Regions from separate parts of the Homo sapiens genome. Here region 2 is linked to region 1. Evidence: read pairs that join two places in POLR2A ChIA-PET (ENCODE). Cell type or tissue: HepG2. All regions are shown on one strand. Region 1 overlaps RCOR1 (REST corepressor 1). Region 2 overlaps TECPR2 (tectonin beta-propeller repeat containing 2).

The links. Peaks named below come from ENCODE experiments on the same cell type or tissue, not always from the same donor. Only the 100,000 strongest peaks of a DNase experiment are listed, where the experiment ranks them.
Region 2: POLR2A ChIA-PET joins it to region 1 with 6 read pairs; 5 of 35 experiments call an interaction of 5 or more read pairs at or near these places.

The regions. Positions count from the first base shown.
Region 1 is chr14:102,614,889-102,619,888 of GRCh38, reverse strand. All of the region lies in intron 2 of RCOR1 (REST corepressor 1), which reads right to left. Among named protein-coding and RNA genes, the nearest start is that of RCOR1, 25 kb to the right of the region's middle. In HepG2, no CTCF peak of the experiment used is centred here; a DNase peak (open chromatin) is centred at 2,918.
Region 2 is chr14:102,501,971-102,506,970 of GRCh38, reverse strand. TECPR2 (tectonin beta-propeller repeat containing 2) reads right to left here. Exons shown (of 20, transcript NM_014844.5): 20 at 4,494-5,000. ANKRD9 (ankyrin repeat domain 9) reads left to right here. Exons shown (of 4, transcript NM_152326.4): 4 at 1-5,000. The coding sequence ends at 35. Among named protein-coding and RNA genes, the nearest start is that of ANKRD9, 5.3 kb to the left of the region's middle. In HepG2, no CTCF peak of the experiment used is centred here; no DNase peak of the experiment used is centred here.

The DNA of each region.
Region 1 (5,000 bases):
AGAGATTATTACTATAACAGACTAAGTAACAAGCTACATCAAGAACATAGATGAGGTGTACATAACTTACAAGACAGATAGGAGAAGAGTTTATGGTAATACTTAACAGGCCAGGCACAGTGGCTCACGCATGTAATCCCAGCACTTTGGGAGGCTGAGGTGGGCAGATCACCTGAGGTCAGGAGTTTGAGATCAGCCTGGCCAACATAGTGAAACCCCATCTCTACCAAAAATATAAAAACTTGCCAGGCATGGTGGCACACATCTGTAGTCCCAGCTACCAGGGAGGCTGAGGCAGGAAGATCGCTTGAACCCGGGAGGCAGAGGCTGCAGTGAGGCAAGATCACGCCACTACAGTCCAGCCTGGGCAACAGAGCAAGAACCTGACTCCAAAAAAAAAAAAAAAAAAAAAAAAGATTAGATAGAATAGATAGATAGACAGACAGACAGATAGATAGATAGAGGCATGGGCCAGGTGGGGTGGCTCACATCTGTAATCTCAGCATTTTGGGAGGCTGAGGGAGGTGAATCACCTGAGGTTAGGAGTTCAAGACCAGCCTAACCAACATGGTGAAACCCCAACTCTACTAAAAATAAAAAGTTAGCTGGGCGTGTAGTGCACGCCTGCAATCCCAGCTACTTAGAAGGCTAAGGCAGGAGAATCACTTGAACCTGGGAGGCGGAGGTTGCAATGAACCAAGATTGCATCATTGCACTCCAGCCTGGGCAACAAGAGCGAAACTCCGTCTCAAAAAATATAAAGACAGACAGACAGACAGACAGATCCTTTAGCTAGATACACAAGCCAGGACGCTTGTGATAGGGTCCATGCCTACCTGTTCCACAATCTCACCTTCCACCACTTTACCAATCACCTCCCTAAGCATCTGATCATATCAAACTACTCCTGACTTCGCAAACAAGTCCAGCACTCTCCATCCACAGGACTCCATCTAAACGTGTCTTCCCTCAGCCTGAAATGTCTTTCCTTCACTTGCCCTTCAAGAGCCACCCTAAGAGTAAACTCTGGAAAGCCTTTCCTTCTACATACTATTTCAACCATCTCACCCCATCCCACCAAGCCCCTAGGTTTATGCCCCAGGCATACCTCTATCACCTGGCATTTATCACACTAGACTAGGTATTTTATGACCATGGAAAACGGTAAGTACCATAAATGATGTCTAATATACAAAGTTATTTTCTAAAATGTACAAACGTCACTTAAAAGCAAATTACTAAACTTCAGCCAGAGAAATTTGTTTAGTTTAGTTTTGAGACAGGGTCGACTTTCTTGCCCAGGCTGGAGTACATTGGCATGGGCATGATGACGGCTCATGGCAGCCTCAAATTCCTGGGCTCAAGCGATCCTCTCACCTCATCCTCCAGAGTAGCTGAGACTATAGGTATATGCCCATGCCCAGCGCTTTTTTTTTCCCCCTGAAGACATGGTCTCACTCTGTTGCCTAGGTTGGTCTGCAGCCTCAACTTCCTGGGTTCCAGTAATCCTCCCACCTCGGCCTCCCTAAGTGCTGGGATTACAGGCATCAGTCCCTGTACTCAACCCAAGCAAAGAAATATATACTGATGAAACAAATATGGCAAACATCCCAGACAGGCACAGTGGCTCACGACTGTAATCCCAACACTTTGGGAGGCCGAGGCAGGGGGGATCCACCTGAGCTCAGGAGTTTGAGAACAGCCTGGGAAAACATGGTGAGACCCCATCTCTACTAAAAATACAAAAATTAGCCAGACGTGGTGGGGCACGCCTGTAATCCCAGCTACTCAGGAGGCTGAGGCACGGGAATCACTTGAACCCAGGAAGCGGAGGTTGCAGTGACTGAGATCATGCCACTCCACTCCAGCCTGGCAGGGGAAAAGCAAGACTCTGTCTCACAAAAAAAAAAAAAAAAGAAAAAAAAAAGAAACTTATGTAAGTGTAGTATCCCATAAAAGAGAAAAATTACTGTGTTCTTTTTTATTTGAGATAGAGTCTTGGGCCAGGCACGGTGGCTCACGCCTGTAATCCCAGGACTGTGGGAAGCCGAGGCAGGCAGATCACAAGGTCAGGAGTTCGAGACCAGTCTGGCCAATATGGTGAAACCCCGTCTCTACTAAAAATACAAAAATTAGCCAGGTATGGTGGCAGGCACCTGTAGTCCCAGCTACTTGGGAGCCTGAGGCAGGAGAATCCCTTGAACCTGGGAAGTGGAGGTTGCAGTGAGCCAAGTCTGTGCCACTGCACTCCAGCCTGGGCGACAGAGCAAGACTCCATCAAAAAAAAAAAAAAAAAAAAAAGAAAGAGACAGTGTCTTCGTTGCCCCGGCTGGAGTGCAGTGACTATTCACAGCAAAGATCAGTGTACTGCAAGCTCAAACTCTTGTCCTCAAGTGATCCTCCCACCCCATGCCATCATGCCCAGCCAATTACTATGGTTTTACCTAACAGAAGTGTAAGAAGTCCATTACTTTCTTACATAATGAGTTCCCAAAAACATGTACACAAGTGGAATGTGTGAAAGCAAGGCAACAGACATACCATAAGGGGAATTATGCTCTTGAAACGCTAAAAAATACAAAATACCTACTTACATCTCATTTTTCCAGAGTATAAATGCAATTTCATACATGTTCTTAAATTGATTTTTCTTTACAATTAAACAGTCAACGAACGAATGTGTCTAAGGTAAAAAACTGCATGCATTTAGACTGCCTGATAACTGTTAGCTTTGTTCTCATCTGCACTGTTTATAGAACCTACACTTTACATTTCTGCTATCATCACTTTCACTTTTCTATCACTATTTGCTCTTAATAACATATTGTGATATTGTGAAATATATATTTGGCCTTCCTGTTTCCTGGCCCTTCAACTCCTAAAATCCTCGGTATCTTCAAAGTAATGTGTCTTTTTGTATGCCAATGAGTTGACCAATAGCTGGCAACCGTTTGTTAGCTTAGGATGACAAATGGTTTCAACTCCCACCTCAACCTCCAAGGAGGGGAGAGGGACTGAACTTTTAATTCATCACCAATGGCCAAAAGATTTAATCAGTCATCCCTACGTAATGAGGCCTTCATAAAAACCTGAAAGGATTGGGTTCAGAGAGCTTGCAGGGAGCTGAACATGGCTTGTAGGGAGCCAAACACATGGGGGATTGCAGGAGTAAAGAGAAGCACAGCCATGTGAGGGGAGGGTGGCCCATCCCAACTCCAAGAAGACAGAAGTGCCAGTGCTAGGGACCATTTCAATCCTGGCCCTATATGTATCTCTTCACCTGACTGTTTATTTGCATCCTTCCAAATATCCTTTGTAGGCCAAACATGATGACTCACACCTGTAATTGCAGCACTTTGGGAATCCAAGGCCGGAGGACTGCTTGAGCCCAGGAGTTCAAGACCAGCCTGGGCAATACAGCAAGACCCCATCTCTACCAAAAAAAAATTTAATTAGCTGGGCATGGTGCTGTGTGTATATAGTTTCACCTACTCAGGAGGCTGAGATGGGAGGATAGCCTGAGTCCAAGAAGTTGAAGCTGCAGTGAGCTGTGATCGCACCACTGCACTCCAGCCTTGGCAACTGGGGAAAGACCCTAACTCAAATAAAATTTAAATATATATATACACACACACACATACACACACACACACACACACACACACACACACACACACACACATATACACATGTATCTTTTGTAATAAATGGATAAACACATTTCCCTGAGTTCTGTAAGTTACTCTAGCAAAGTAATTGAAGTCAAGGAGGTATCTGCAGGAACTCTTGAAATTTGCAGCTGGCTGGTCAGAACCACAGACAAAATAAATGAAGGTTTACGTTCACTATCAAAGATAGGACTGAGTCCTCAACCTGTGTGATGTGTCACCATCCATCTCTAAGCGGGTAGTGTAGACAGTGTCAGAACTGAATTCAATTAGAGGATGCCCAGCTGCTGCCCACTGCAGAACTGATGGCCTACCTCCTGTTGGGGAGAAATCCCCCCTCAAATCTGGAGTCAAAAGCATGTTGTGAAAGTGTAGTGGTAGAAACCCAAGTTTGTATTTTCTACTCAAGCAGAAACTGTGATTTTCAAACTTGTTTAATAGCAATGAAACTCTTTCTTAAAAAAGAATTAATGGCCAGGCGTGGTGGCTCACACCTGTAATACCAGCACTTTGGGAGGCCAAGGTTGGGCAGATAATCTGAGGTCGGGAGTTGGAGACCAGCCTGACCAACATGGAGAAACCCTGTCTCTACTAAAAATACAAAATTAGCTAGGCATGGTGGTGCACACCTGTAATCCCAGCTACTTGGGAGGCTGAGGCAGGAGAATTGCTTGAATCCAGGAGGTGGAGGTTGCGGTGAGCCGAGATCGCACCATTGCACTCCAGCCTGAGCGACAAGAGCGAAACTCCATCTCAAAAAAAAAAAAAAAAAAGAATTATGCAGGCCAAGGTGGCTCATGCCTATAACCCCAGCACTGCAGGAGGCCACGATGGGTGGATTGCTTGAGCCCAGGGGTTCGAGACCAGCTGGGACAACATGGTGAAACCCCGTCTCTACTAAAAAATATTAAAAAAAAAAATTTAGCCAGGCATGACGACATACACCTGTAGTTCCAGCTACTTGGGAGGCTGAAGCAGAAGAATCACTTGAGCCCAGGAGGAAGAGGTTGCAGTGAGCCAAGATCGTTAACACTGCACTCCAGGCTGGGTGAGAATAAGACTCTGTCTCAAAAAAAGGTGGGGGCGGGGGGGCCGGGCACTATGGCTCACGCCTGTAATCCCAGCACTTTGGGAGGCCAAGGCGGGCACATCACGAGGTCAAGAGATCGAGACCATCCTGGCCAACATGGTGAAACCCCGTCTCTACTAAAAATACAAAAAATTAGCTGGGCATGGTGGCACGTGCCTGTACTCCCAGCTACTCGGGAGGCTGAGGCAGGAGAATGGTATGAACCCGGGAGGTGGAGCTTGCAGTGAGCCGAGATCACGCCA
Region 2 (5,000 bases), 110 kb after region 1:
TCCTGCAGCCGTTGGACCTCACTGGCAAAGGCTAGGCCCGGAGCACCCTAGGCGCTGGATTTTGGGACAAAACTATTTTTCAGAGCGTTGTACCGGCACTTTATATATATTGATCTCTGTACGGCACAATCTCTGCCTCATCTGTCGCATGCACTGGGGGCTGGGCTTGGATGGTCAGGTGAGTTCCAAGTGGCAGGTTTTCTGGGTGCAGCTGGGCTCGGGCCTTCAGCTCGCTGTCCAGCCCCTGAAGGGAGTGAGGACTAACCTCCCACCTTGATCTAGAGCCTCGGACAGGTGTGCGTCCCAGATGGGTGACAGCTGAGTGCCGCAGGAGCTCGGTAGGTGCAGGGGTGGGGACTGGCATGTCCAAGCAGCAGGACAGCGTATAAAAAGGCCTGGAAGCCAAGAGAACGAGCTCTGCAGCGTAGGGTTCTCACGGGAGGTCCTGTGCGGTCAGCCTTTTGCACCCTGTGGACTCCGGGCCAGGGAGGGCACACAGGGCTGGCAGGCCCGCGGTGGCTGGTGTTGAGGCATGAACAAATTGTACCGGGTATCCCCCACCCCACTCTGACCACCAGTTCCTCCTTGGATATCACTCCCCCTGACAGGCAGCCCACCCAGGCCTGGATTTGTCCCTGTCTCCCCCTTTTGCTTTTCCCCCATGACTAATGGGCACCAGGTCTTGCTGCTCCTGCTTCTCACCTCTGCAGTGGCAGCAGGCCCCTGGCCCCAGGTGCATGCCGGTCAGTGGGGTTGGATGTGCCTTCCTCCAGGCCTGCCCTCTGTCCAAGCCCGGAGTGGGCTTGGTGGGCTCCCTGGTGGCCCCCAGTGGGTGCCAGGTGGTGCCCGGGGTTATTGAGGGGTGGTTGTATCACTGTAGGGACAGGCTTCTTGCCCCAGCCTGGAGAGCTGTTTTCTTCAGGAAGGTTCTGGAGATGGAGACTTGTTTGCGAATTCACCACAACTCCAGGCTGGGAGGCTGGGTCTCCGCTCTCAGAGCCGAGACACCAGGGAGGATAGCCAGGCTGCCCTGCCTGGGAATTCTGCTGGGCCGTCAAATTCAACCCGCACCAACGTGGGCAGGAGGGCCACAGTGTCCTGCCAGGAGCAGAGGGCTGAAGGTCTGCAGGAGGAAGAACCACTATCCTGGTGGGGGGCACCTGCTGCCCACCCTGCCCCCAGCGTGCCTGGGGGGAGCACACCTGGGCATGGAGGAGTCCAGGGTGCTGGGCCACACAAGAGAGGTGGGGGAGAGGCCTGGACAGTAGGAAGATCTTGCCCAGGGTCCTGGATCCGCCACTCTGGGGGTGACCTTGGACAAACCTCTGCCTTGGCCCTCAGTCTCCCCATCAAGGTTTTTCCATTCAGGAGGTTTTGGGCCATCTTCAGCCACCCTACCAGCCCTGAAAAGGATGTGACTCCTGTTTCTGGGAAGTGTGTGGTGTGTTAGGTGGGCCTACAGCCCTGGTTGTGGGGAGGGAAGGATGGAGAGACAGCACAGTGACAGAGCCCAGACTGCAGGCTGGAGTGAGGGTTCCACTTCCCCGCTGCTGTGTGTCCTGGACCAGTGCCTCTGAACCTTGGCACTTGGGGCAGTGGATATTAACATCTTTCCAAGCCCAATTCTTGGGGCATCAGGGCCTCCGGTCCTCTGGGAGGTGGCAGGTCCTCAGATTGGAGATGCCATGGGGGGGGGAGGTGCCTCTCCTTTGGAGGGTATGGAAGTGGAGACAGGAGTGGCCTGGCGCAGCTGCCGTGGTTCTTAGGGGCTGGGCCCGGGGAGCCCATGGGGCTTGTGCCTAGAAAGCCTGGGCTCCTCACTGGGGTCTAGATGTGCAGACTTCATGTCTCCCCAGCTCCAGCTCTGTTCTCTATAGGTCAGCCTCCACAATGCCAGAGGCCCAGGGCTAGCCCCCTCCACGTCCCTCCTAGATCTACAGCTGCCCCTTTGATGACAGCGCCATTGAGTCCCCTGGGCTGGGGGGGTCATGCAGGGGTGAGGCAGCTGCCTGCCGCCGGTACTCATTGCCTGGCCAGGCAGGACACAGGCTGGCGGGCACTGAGAGTGGGCCCCACGAAATCCATTGTCAGGTTACCAGGATGAAGAACCCAGGCTGGTCGTGGAGTGCAGGGCGGGGCCTGCCGGAAGAATTATGGGCACTGCAGCAGGAGGGCAGCCTGGGCCATTAGCTCCTGATGTCATCGATTTGGGTGAGGGGACAGGGAAGTCAGAGGAAGCTGGCCAGTGGCTCTCACGAAGACTTACAGCAGCGGAGTGGTGCCTGATTCCTAGTACAGCTGCTCCCACTGAGTCTCCAGGGATCTGTGGTTCAGGACCCCCTGCAACCCCCTCCCAGACCCCTGTACTGGTGGGAGGAGAGGACCTAGAGGAAAGGTGCTGGGCAGATAAGCAGCCGAGGGAGGCCCTGGGTTTAGCTTATCAGTCTTCTGGGCCCTCCTGCCCCAGGAAGGGCAGCGAGGACCATGGTGTTGCCCCTGTCATCGTTATCGTCCTGGCCATGAGCTTGCAGGACTGGGAGGGCCGGAGTCAGCCAGGCAGACGGCAGCACAGCATTTGCCTGTTGGCAGGTGGCCTTGGTGGCTTCCCAAAGGCAATCGCTCCACGCAGAACAAAACTCACTTTTTTGGGGGGTGAAGCACCTTGGTTCATTTGTTTAGTTCGTTAATTCCAGCAGTCTGTTTCTAAGGGAAACATGGCTGCAGCCGGTCCTGCCCCTCCACCCACCCACCAGGTGCCCAGTGTTCCCAAGGGCCCCGAATCCCAACCTTATTCAGGCGTCAGCATCTCTGCACCCCAAATGCCTGTTAGGGAGGATAGTGAAGGCTGAGCCCTCCTGGGCTCATCAAAAGCCAGCAGTGAGAGAACACCCCCATCTCTCTGAGGTGACCTTGTAGGGCAGTCCGTGCTGTCTGGCTGGCCTGGGTGAGGTGGGCAGGGACCAAGGCCTGGCGCCTGGGCCTCGCTGGCCTTGCTCTGCGTGCTGACTTCATCCTGATAGTACCTTGATTTTCCTACTGTGACTTCCCCTTCTGTCGACTTCCTCACCAACTTTAAAATTCCGTATTGAGAGCAGTTTCCTAAGTTACCTCAAATCCTATTCAGAAGAAGGTTCTTCCTGGAAGTTGGGAGGGCGGAAAACAAGTTTAGTCACAGAAGACTACTCCATGTTTGAGCTTCTGTTTCAAGGGAAGTGAGTAACTGCCGGAGGAGCCCTGCCCCTCTGCAGTGTGTGGTGTTGCCCTGATACTTTTCAGATTGAGGTGTTACTTACATGTAATAAAATGCACAGACTTAAGTGTATACTTTGATGAGTTCTGATGAATGTCTACATGTGTGTAATCACCACTGCAATCAAGATGGAAGGAAAGGCTGGGCGCGGTGGCTCACACCTGTAATCCCAGCACTTTGGGAGGCCAAGGTGGGTGGATCATGAGGTCAGGAGTTCGAGACCAGCCTGACCAACATGATGAAACCCCGTCTCTACTAAAAATAAAAAAATTAGCCAGGCGTGGTGGCAGGCACCTGTACTCCCAGCTACTCAGGAGGCTGAGGCAGGAGAATTGCTTGAACCCAGGAGGCGGAGGTTGCAGTGAGCCAAGATTGCGCCATTGCACTCCAGCCTGGGCGACAGAGCAAGACTCCATCTCAAAAAAAAAAAAAAAAAAGATGGAAAGACAGATTTCTATTGGTGATTCTTAAAAGTAATTTATTTATTTATGTATTTATTTATTTATTTGAGATGTAGTCTTGCTCTGTCATCCAGACTGGAGTGCAATGGTGTGGTCTCAGCTCACTGTAACTTCCGCCTCCTGGGTTCAAGCGATTCTCCTGCCTCAGCCTCTGGAGTAGCTGGGATTACAGGCGCTGGCCACCACGCCCGGCTAATTTTTGTATTTGTAGTAGAGACTGGGTTTCAGCATGTTGGCCAGGCAGGTCTCGAACTCCTGACCTTGTGATCCGCCCGCCTCAGCCTCCCAAAGTGCTGGGGTTACAAGTGTGAGCCACTGCGCCTGGCTCTTAAAAGTAATTTCTTTCTGCTTATAAAATTCATGTTCACTGTAGAACACTGGGGATTGAGTAGAGAGGTCCGGCCACGATGCAGGGAAACACTGTCTCAAGCGCCCCACCGCCCCACATGGTCCCCAGAGACAGGGCCCCTAAGCGCTCACGTACAAGTAAAGGCGCTGACTGAGTGCGTCATCTGCACGCATACAAGCACTGCTAGCATTCTGGCATATGTTTCTTTCAGCTTTTTTCTGTGCAGATATATATTACATTTTTTTCTGTGTATATTTATATATATATGAAACCAGATCAGTTACACAATTTAGTATTTTTTTAACCTTAATGTAGTATAAGCATTTCCCCCATTGTACTTTGTAAATATGATTTTTAAGAAGTCATTGGTGTCTACTTTGTGATATTTGACTCAACCAGCCTTGATAACAAAGAGTAGTTAGAGACAACTGAATTTTTAAAATGTAAATCTGCTTTATTTTTGGAATAAATAATACATTTACATGGCTGGAAATTCAAAGGATACAAAAAGGCATATACTCCAGGCAACCACTATGACCAGCTGCTGATCACAAGTAGAGAACTTGTTTCTTTTCACCCCTCTTGCTCCTCCCCGGAGTTATGAAAAATTTCAAACCTGCCAAAAGTTTGAAGTTTACAACAAATACCCTCCAACGTTTGGGTTGTCTCCCTCCCCCTTCTCTCCCTTTCTCCCTCTGATTTCTTACAGAACCACGCTTTCATGACCATGCCCGGGAACTTCACGCTGGCGCGGTGAGGTCCTGCGCCTCCGCTTCCTGCACACACGTGCTTCTTAATAGCTGCAGGCTATTTCATGAGAGGAATTTGCTCACGTTAACATGGCTGTTCCCAAATGCCAGGCTGTTTTAAGTGTTTCCTAATTATAAACAGGCTGTGCTGTTTCCCTTGACCTAGGACTTGTTCTTGAGGACAGAAGTGG